Linked DNA regions of Homo sapiens: region 1 is linked to region 2. The links are chromatin contacts, found by Hi-C or POLR2A ChIA-PET in ENCODE. All regions are on one chromosome and are shown on one strand. The core of a region is the stretch at or near the end of the contact, and the rest is flanking DNA. Distances in the headings are between cores, read along the strand shown. Region 1 holds the start of CGAS (cyclic GMP-AMP synthase). Region 2 holds the start of OGFRL1 (opioid growth factor receptor like 1).

The links. A loop is a pair of places that touch in the nucleus more often than their neighbours do. ChIA-PET counts read pairs that join two places held with the same protein, here RNA polymerase II (POLR2A). Pooled maps may share reads with other maps.
Region 1: a pooled map shows a loop between it and region 2 (14-fold over the local background). The contact joins the promoter of CGAS here to the promoter of OGFRL1 in region 2. A Hi-C loop is called at or near these places in 5 of 50 pooled maps. POLR2A ChIA-PET finds 5 or more read pairs at or near these places in 2 of 52 experiments (OCI-LY7 and activated CD4-positive, alpha-beta T cell).

What each region holds. Positions count from the first base shown.
Region 1 is chr6:73,450,194-73,455,154 of GRCh38, reverse strand. CGAS (cyclic GMP-AMP synthase) reads left to right here and starts at 2,858. Exons shown (of 5, transcript NM_138441.3): 1 at 2,858-3,630. The coding sequence starts at 2,974. RefSeq lists an enhancer at 2,577-3,056 and a silencer at 3,227-3,436.
Region 2 is chr6:71,285,373-71,290,060 of GRCh38, reverse strand. OGFRL1 (opioid growth factor receptor like 1) reads right to left here and starts at 1,250. Exons shown (of 7, transcript NM_024576.5): 1 at 891-1,250. The coding sequence starts at 1,124. The region is part of intron 3 of LOC124901339 (a long non-coding RNA gene); the gene reads left to right. RefSeq lists a silencer at 538-1,597.

The sequences.
Region 1 (4,961 bases), core at 1,609-4,108, 2.2 Mb before region 2:
GAAACTCCATCTCGAAAAAAAAAAAAAGATATTTGAAAGCCTGTATTGAGATACTCTAGAATCACAACAGCTGAAGCAGTATGAATGATTTAAAATGTAAATGCCAGGTCCGGTGCAGTGGCTCATGCCAGTAACAGCACTTTGGGAGGCTGAGGCGGGCAGATAGCTTGTTGGGGACCAGCCTGGGCAACATGGTGAAACCACATTTCTACAAAACCATACAAAAATTAGCTGGGCATGGTGGGGCACGCCTGTAGTCCCAGCTGCGCAAGAGGCTGAGTCACGAGAATCTCTTGAACCCGGGAGGCGGAGGGTGTGGTGAGCTGAGATTGTACCATTGCACTCCAGCCTGGGCAACAAGAGCAAAACTCCGTCTCAAAAATGAATAAAATAAAATAAAATAAAAAGAGAGAACTTTACACAACTTTTTTTCCCCCTGAGACAGAGTCATTTGCCCTGTCGCCCAGGATGGAGTGCAGTGGTCTGATCTCAGCTCATTACCACCTCCGCTTTCCCGATTCAAGCAATTCTCCCGTCTCAGCCTCCCCAGTAGCTGGGTTTACAAGCATGGCCCACCACACCTGGCTAATTTTTGTATTTTTAGTAGAGATGGGTTTTCACCATGCTGGACAGGCTGGTCTTGAACTCCTGACCTCAAGTGATCCACCCACCTTCGCCTTCCAAAGTGCCGGGATTATAGGCGTGAGTCACCGCACCAGGCAGAAACTTTACACAACATTTTAAAGATTTTCTGTGCTTTTTAAAAAATGTCAAATAGAAGTATTTACTCCAATTGCAGTCAATCTTTGTTTCATTCCATCTTGTAAAAGTTGAATATTTTCTCTTTCTTATTTTTTTCTTTTTTCAAAGTATTTTTCATTTGTTATTAATTTTTTTCTTTTTAAAAATTATTATTTTATTTCTTATTGATTTTTAAAAAACCCTATTTAAATTTACATTGAAAAAGTTGGCCGGGCGCTGAGGCTCATGCCCGTAATCCCAACAGTTTGGGAGGCCGAGGCAGGTGGATCACGAGATAAGGAGTCCCAGACCAGCCTGGCCAATATGGTGAAACTCCTTTCTACTAAAAATACAAAAATTAGCCGGGCATGGCGGCGCACACCTGTAGTCCCAGCTACTTCGGAGGCTGAGGCAGGAGAATCGCTTGAATCCGGGAGGCAGAGGTTACAGTGAGCCGAGATCGTGCCACTGCACTCCAGCCTAGGGGACAGAATGAGACTCCATCTCAGGAAAAAAAAAAAAAAAAAGGGAAAAGTTTCTGGCCAGGCGCCGTGGCTCACGCCTGTAATCGCAGCACTTTGGGAGGCCGAGGCGGGTGGATCACTTGAGGTCAGCAGTTTGAGAGCAGCCTGGCCAACATAGCGAAACCCCGTCTCTACTAAAAATACGAAAAATTAGCCGGGCGTGGTGGCGGGCGTCTGTAATCCCAGCTACCCGGGAGGCTGAGGTAGGAGAATTGCTTGAACCCAGGAGGCAGAGGTTGCAGTGAGCCAAGATCGCACCATTGCACTTCGGCCTGGGTGACAAGAGCGAAATTCTGTCTCAAAAAAAAAAAAAAAAAAAAAGAAAGAAAGAAAGAAAAGAAAAAGAAAAAAAAGAAAAGAAAAAGTTTCTGTGGCAGGGCACAGTGGCTCATGCCTACAATCCCAACACTTTGGGAGGTTGAGGAGGGAGAATCGCTTGAGTCTAGGAGTTCGAGACCAGCCTGGGCAACATAGTGAGACCTCCCCATGTATACAAAAAAATTAAAAAGAAAAGAAAAAGCTGGGCATGGTGTCCGCACCTGTAGTAACAGCTACTCAGGATGCTGAGGTGGGAGGATCGCTTGAGCCCTGGTGGCTGAGGTTGCAGTGAGCCGAGATTGCGCCCCCCTAACTCAAACCAAAATTAAATTTAAAAAAACTTTCACTTGAAAGAGAAAAGTTTCTCTGTCAATGTTTTTGTTTTGTTTTGTTTTGTTTTGTGATGGACTCTTTTTCTGTTGCCCAGGCTGGAGTGCAGTGGCGCGATCTCGGCTCACTGCAACCTCTGCCTCCCGGGTTCAAGCAGTTCTCTGTCTCGGCCTCCCGAGTAGATGGGACTACAGGCGCCACCAAGCCCGGCTAATTTTTTGTATTTTTAGTAGAGACGGGGTTTCACCATGTTGGCCAGGAAGGTCTCGATGTCTTGGCCTCGTGATCCGCCCGCCTCGGCCTCCCAAACTGCTGAGATTACAGGCGTGAGCCACCACGCCTGGCCTCTTTTTCTTTTTTGAGACAGAGTCTCGCTCTGTCGCCCAGGCTGGAGTGAAGTGGCACGTCTCAGCTCACTGCAACCTCCGCCTCCCGGGTTCAAGTGATTCTCCAGCCTCAGCCTCCCGAGTAGCTGGGATTACAGGTGCCCGCCACCACGCCTAGCTAATATTTGTATTTTTTAGTAGAGACGGGGTTTCTTTCGCCTTGTTGGCCAGGCTGGTCTTGAACTCCTGACCTCAGGTGATCCGCCCACCTCGGTCTCCCAGATTGCTGGGATTACAGGCGTGAGTCAGTGTGCCCAGGCAACACACACACACACATATATTTAATTATAAGAAAGACCAGGTCTTGCTGGGTTGCCCAGGCTGGTCTCAAACTCCTGAGCTCAAGCGACCCGCCTGCCTCGGCCTCTCGGATGCTGAGGTTACAGGCGTGAGCCACCGCGCCCGGCCCTACCTCATCTTCTTAAGACAGGGGCACGGATTGCCTGGAGAGTTAGAAACTTCGAGACTTTTGTAGCCTCAGGAAAGGCCGCGGCCAGCCTCTTCGCGGCATGGGCGTGGCTCCCAGCGACTTCCCAGCCTGGGGTTCCCCTTCGGGTCGCAGACTCTTGTGTGCCCGCCAGTAGTGCTTGGTTTCCAACAGCTGCTGCTGGCTCTTCCTCTTGCGGCCTTTTCCTGAAACGGATTCTTCTTTCGGGGAACAGAAAGCGCCAGCCATGCAGCCTTGGCACGGAAAGGCCATGCAGAGAGCTTCCGAGGCCGGAGCCACTGCCCCCAAGGCTTCCGCACGGAATGCCAGGGGCGCCCCGATGGATCCCACCGAGTCTCCGGCTGCCCCCGAGGCCGCCCTGCCTAAGGCGGGAAAGTTCGGCCCCGCCAGGAAGTCGGGATCCCGGCAGAAAAAGAGCGCCCCGGACACCCAGGAGAGGCCGCCCGTCCGCGCAACTGGGGCCCGCGCCAAAAAGGCCCCTCAGCGCGCCCAGGACACGCAGCCGTCTGACGCCACCAGCGCCCCTGGGGCAGAGGGGCTGGAGCCTCCTGCGGCTCGGGAGCCGGCTCTTTCCAGGGCTGGTTCTTGCCGCCAGAGGGGCGCGCGCTGCTCCACGAAGCCAAGACCTCCGCCCGGGCCCTGGGACGTGCCCAGCCCCGGCCTGCCGGTCTCGGCCCCCATTCTCGTACGGAGGGATGCGGCGCCTGGGGCCTCGAAGCTCCGGGCGGTTTTGGAGAAGTTGAAGCTCAGCCGCGATGATATCTCCACGGCGGCGGGGATGGTGAAAGGGGTTGTGGACCACCTGCTGCTCAGACTGAAGTGCGACTCCGCGTTCAGAGGCGTCGGGCTGCTGAACACCGGGAGCTACTATGAGCACGTGAAGGTGAGCTGCTTGGCGCCCTCCCGCCGAGCCCCGCTGCTCGGCCTTCCGCAATCCGCAGTCCCTACCTTCCCCGGGTCGCGCCCCTCACTTCCCTTCGGAAGTAACTTAGACTTTTGCATGTTTTTCGGTAGCCTAGTCTAAGTAAAACGACAAACCGTTCGTTTATTCATCTACACATCCAACGATCAGACAACCAACCGGTACTGATTGCTGGCTAATTTCAAGACACTGCTCCCGGGGGAATTCAAATGTATGGGTTCATTCATGCAAGCCGACATGTATCGAGTTTCCGTAACAGGGCAGTGTTTGATGGTGTGGACCTGAGGTCCCGAGTCAGATATTGACTTGGATAATTTGAAGTGGTCTGTTAAAAATTCCACGTAGACTTTTTCCTATGAGGAAGACCTCTTACTCCATAGAAAAAAAGATCTTCAGTTTCTCTCCCCCTCTTCCTCCCTGCCCCCTCTCCTGCTATCCCGTCTGACCCCAATTTCTTTTTTTTCTTTTTTCTTTTCTTTTCTTTTTTTTTTTTTTTGAGGCGGAGTCTCGCTGCGTCCCCCAGGCTGGAGTGCAGTGGCGCTATCTCGGCTCACTGCAAGCTCCGCCTCCCGGGTTCACGCCATTCTCCTGCCTCAGCTTCCCGAGTAGCTGGGACTACAGGCGCCCGCCACCATGCCCGGCTAATTTTTTTTGTATTTTTAGTAGAGACGGTGTTTCACCGTGTTAGCCAGGATGGTCTCGATCTCCTGACCTCTTGATTCGCTCGTCTCGGCCTCTCAAAGTGCTGGGATTACAGGCGTGAGCTACCGCGCCCGGCCGTCTGTCCCCAGTTTCTTACACAGAAATCATGGGAAGCTTACAGTATAATGTTAAACAAACAAATAAGAATATCTCCTACAGATACTAAAACGCTTTCTAGATACACATTCCGTATAATTGCTTCGACGTGTGTATTACACAGCTCCATTTGCTTGTGGGTGATTGAGTCATTAATCATTCCTGTGTAAATTGAAAGTTTAGAAGCAGGTTCCTGACTGGAGCGTGTTTCTTGCCCAGCAAGAGATTTGTTTCTTTTTCTTTTTCTTTCTTTCTTTCTTTTTTTTTTTTTTGAGACGGAGTTTCGCTCTTGTTACCCAGGCTGGAGTGCAATGGCGCGATCTCAGCTCACCTCAACCTCCACCTCCCAGGTTCAAGCGATTCTCCTGTCTCAGCCTCCTGAGTAGATGGGATTACAAGCATGAGCCTCCACCCTGGCTAATTTTGTATTTTTAGTAGAGACGGGCTTTCTCCATGTTGGTCAGGCTGGTCTAGAACTCCCGACCTCAGGTGAT
Region 2 (4,688 bases), core at 1-2,500:
GCGGTGTTAGCTGTAATATTTAGGTTATGATTCCCCCAAAACCCTGTGGTCACATTGGACTTTGGGCTCCATTTTCCCAATCTCCATCGCCCCTAGCTGATAAAGAGAAGGGCCTAATGTGGAGCGGCAAACCTGAACCACCTCCAGGATGCACACTTCTTCAGGGGGTCGGCTACATATTTCCTCCTTTTTAAAGTTCCTGATTATTTTCAGTCCATCAGAGGTTAAGGGGCTTATCTCTTGACTAACCTCTCCTCCAAGCTGTATTAGTCAAACAGTTCAAACACAGTTGGATCAACAAGTCTTCTGGTGAAATAAGATTCGTGAAGAATGCCCTGAATCCTAGGTTGAAAGGCCTGAGTTGGGCAGAACAGTGACGTATGAACTTCAGATGAGGGCCTACACTTCTGACGGCTTAGACCCCACTGTAGGGGAGAGCGCTGGCTGCTTGCACTTGTAGCCCCACCTTATTCTGAGTAATTTTTTTTTTTTTTTTTTTTTTTTTTTTTTTTACCAATAACACACACTAGAGGGGTTGTCAAAATCCTCTATTTTTAGACAGGTTCCTCCCACCCCACCTTCGCATAATCCAGCTGCTCTGCAGAGGCAAAGAAAACACCCATTCAAGTTGGGTTCTGCCTTGAGGGACTTCCTCGCCGTGCCCTCGGCCAGGCCCCAGGCCGGCAGTGGGAGGGTCCGGCGCTTTGGGCTCCTGCAGGCCCCCGGGCTCCACCGGGAGACAGGTCAGCCGCGGCGCGGAGGGGTCGGGTCGCAGCGGCGAGCAGCCACCTGGCGCCCCTGGCCTCCGAGCGCGAGGGCGGCTTGGCACTTGCCCCTCTGGGGTGTCGGGGCGCCCCAGCCCGACCCGAGGCCACCGCTGGGCCGCGTACCTGCTCGGCGCCCGCCGCCTCGGCGTCCTCGTCCGGCGCGGGGCTGGCGCCGGGCCGCCCGCCGGCTTGCTCCGGGGGCTGCGCGGGCTGCTCGGACTCCTGCCCCGGGCCCTCGCTGCCGCCGCCCGGCCCTGGTTCTTCGGGCTCGGGCTCCGAGTCGGTCTGCCAGGTGGAGTCGCAGTCCTCCACGGTGGTGGGCTCGCGGAAGCTGACCCCGCCGAGCAGGTTGCCCATTGAAGAGGCGGCGGCGGGCGCGGGGCTGCGGGGCTGCGGGGCGCAAGCTGCGGCAGGCGCTCTAGGGCCCGGGCATGGCCGCGGCGAGGGCGCTGGGCGGCAGCCTAGGCGCGCCCGCCCCGCACTGCCTCAGCGCGGCGAGCGGCGGACAGGCACCCTCGCGGGGAGGAGCCGGCGGCCCCGGGACCGCCGCCGCGCGCGCCTGAACCCGCCCATCCGGCTCCTTCTCCTCCCCACAGGCGGGAGCTGCCGCCGCCCAGAGCCCCCAGGGGAGCCAACTGCGGCCCCCAGCCGAGCGCCACCGGCCCCAGGCCGCGCCTCCCTTCCACGTTTCTCCCCGGAACACCTGCCTTCACGCGGCCCCCGGCGGCCCCCGGAGTGGATTGGGGTCGGCTACTACCCTCGCCGCCCGGAGCCGGGGGACGCCCTCCCGGGGCATCTCCCAGCTGAGCGGGATGAGGGATCCCGCCCAGCTCCTGGAGCTGAGGACTGGCGTGGACGTGGTGTCGAAGAGGTGTCACCGTCAGCAGGCGGGTCCTGTCCACACCCCCTCCCCCTCTCCCTGGTCCAGGAGGAAGACACTTTAGCTGCAGCAGAGGACAAAAGCTGATGGTGCCGGGCACCATATAAACAGGAAATCCCAGCTGCCACAACTGTACTTAGGGCAGCCACCTAGAGTCCTTGTGGTCTAGAAAAAGTCAGAGCTATCAGTCACCTCATCTAATGAGCAATCGCTCGTGAAACAAAAGGAACAGTAACAACTGGACCATCACATTGATTTGCGGGTAACCTTACACCCACTACAAATTGGTGCTCCGTGTAGGCAAAAATCTCAGAATCAGTAGAACAGATGGGCTGTTTCTAATGGAAGAAGCCTCGGCCCTGTGGTCTGTTCTGCAAATGAAAGGAGGAGGGAGAACTGTGTTAGGGAAGTTCTTTCTTTTTTCTGTTCTGTTCTGTTCTGTTCTGTTCTGTTCTGTTCTGTTCTGTTCTGTTCTGTTCTGTTGTTCTGTTCTTTCTTTTCTTTCTTTTTGAGACAGAGTCTCCCTCTGTTGCCCAGGCTGCAGTGCAGAGGCGCGATCTCGGCTCACTGCAACCTCCGCCTCCTGGTTTCAAGCAATTCTCCTGCCTCAGCCTCCCAATAGCTGGGATTACAGGCATAAGCCTATAGAAGTACGTAAAGATAAGGTAGTATTATCAAATATGTGACCCAGAGAAAAGTGACTGTTGTAAAATGTGTCTTCTGGCTTTCTAACTAGAAGGGAAGCCTCTTTGCAGGCAGCCCCCGTCTGAAAGTGTGTCTGTATTTACAGTGCTGTCAACTTGGTGGATGCTCAGTAAACATTTGTTAAATATGGACTAAGAAAGATGAGCTAGATATTTGAAGATTAAACTGTTGAACTTGGAATGAATAGTTTCTTTTCAAATGTTTCATGATGAAGTAGGAAGCCAAATCATGTTAGATGGACTGTTTCTAAGGGAAGAATCAGGTAAACCAGCTGCCTATTCCATGGATAAATCAGGATTACCTAAGCTCTTCATGCACTGCAACAAGACATCTAGGCTGTAGCTCTGTCACTAATCAGTTTCTGACTTTAAGTAGGTCACATGAACCTAAACTTCCTCATTTGTAAAATGAAACCAGATCTCTGGGAGCCCTTCCAGCTCTGACCTTCTGTGATCCTATGACTGGGAAAAGCTCTGAAACTAATAAGAAATAGACACGGGGTGCACAAAAAGACTTTTGGGGCCGGGTGCGGTGGCTCACGCCTGTAATCCCAGAACTTTGGGAGGCCGAGGCGGGCAGATCACCTGAGGTCAGATGTTCAAGACCAGCCTGGCCAACATGACGAAACCTCATCTCCACAAAAAAATATAAAAATTAGCCTGGCTTGGTGGCGGGCGCCTGTAATCCCAGCTACTTGGGAGGCTGAGGCACGAGAATCACTTGAACGCGGGAGGTGGAGGTTGCAGTGAGCTGAGATCAGGCCACTGCACTCCAGCCTGGGCGACAGAGTGAGACTCCATTGCCCCCACCCCCCGCCAAAAAAAATACTTTTTGATTATAATGGCTTAGCAGAAGAAGATGTGGGGCAGCCACATACCACAGGAATCCAACTGCTCAAAGCTGGGAATTCGATTTTCCGTTGGTAGAAGACCGGAACACATTGCAGAAGTAGATATTGTCCATCCAGCCTTAAGTGTTCCGAGATTGTTGATGTGGAAAGTCTAAGGATAGTTGTTGTGTCCCAGGCGCTCCATCTGTTGGTTTAGGTGTATGTAGATTAAAGTTGGCCACATGTTCTTTGCTCTCTTCCCATTGAGAAGTAGTCTTATTCCTTACTCTTGAAGGAGCTGGCCTCAGTGACTTGCTTAACTATAGAATATGAAAGAAGTGATAGTCCAGGATTTTCTAAGTTAAGCCATAAGGAACCTTGCATTTTCCACTGGGTCTCTTGGAATATTCTCTCTGTTAGCCCCATGCTGCCATGTAAAAAGTTCAGCTAGCTTGAGACTGCCATACTCCTAGAAAGGCCACTTGTGTGTGGCCTCTGGTCATCCTCTGGTCATGGTACCAGCTGAGGCCTACCTTCCAGTATCCCCTGCTGGATTCCACGTTTTTGTTTTTTTTTTTTTATTGAATCCTCCAGACCAACCCATCCACCATCTGAATACCTTTCAGTGACCTCCATCGACCCTACTTGGAATAAAGGGACTACCCAGCAAAGCCCTGCTCAGATTTCTGACCCACAGAAGAGTGAAATGCAATAAAATGGCTGTTGCTTTAGGTCACTAAATTTTGTAGTAGTTTGTTATACATCAGTAGATGATGGAATGGTGAGAAGTATCTGTGTTTGTGCATATAAACATTTAAGTAACTACTGCAATTAAATCCTTCCCTTTTACACCACCTTTTGAAAAATGTGTCAATTTTTATAGGACCATAGATGATATGCCAGATTTTGCAATATATTTTCTAAAGAACATAATTTTACATGAAGCGTAACACCAACCTTATATAATATTTAATCAATTTTAAGTTTAGAGCAATAAGCACGACCACATTGTGCCCAATCTATGTGTTATTTTTACAAGTTAATGCTGAAGTTCTGTCATCCCAAGCTTCTATACACAGGAATTATCCTTCTCGAATACCTAAACTTTTTTCATTATCCCTGCCTTGCAGAGTATTTAACATTCCTGCATCAACAGTAAAGAAGGGTACCTTTGCTTCATATAAAAATCATCACTTAGCTCAGTGCCAGGCATCTATTAATTTATCAATATATGTTAGCTGTAATGATGATTCATTCAATATGTCTTTAAAGAACATATAATTCAACAGTAATATACACATGTATGGAACAAGGAGAAACTATTATCACAATGGACTATAATATAGTTTCTGACTCCCTGTAAATAGAATCTGCTCTAAATTAAGCAGATGCTATAGCCATGCTTCAATATAACTCTGTTTTCAACTTCGTTATGAAATCCTTTAAGGGTGAGGCCATTTTACAAAGGACAAAGAAACTGGTGCTTCAGGAACTAAACTTTTTTGGA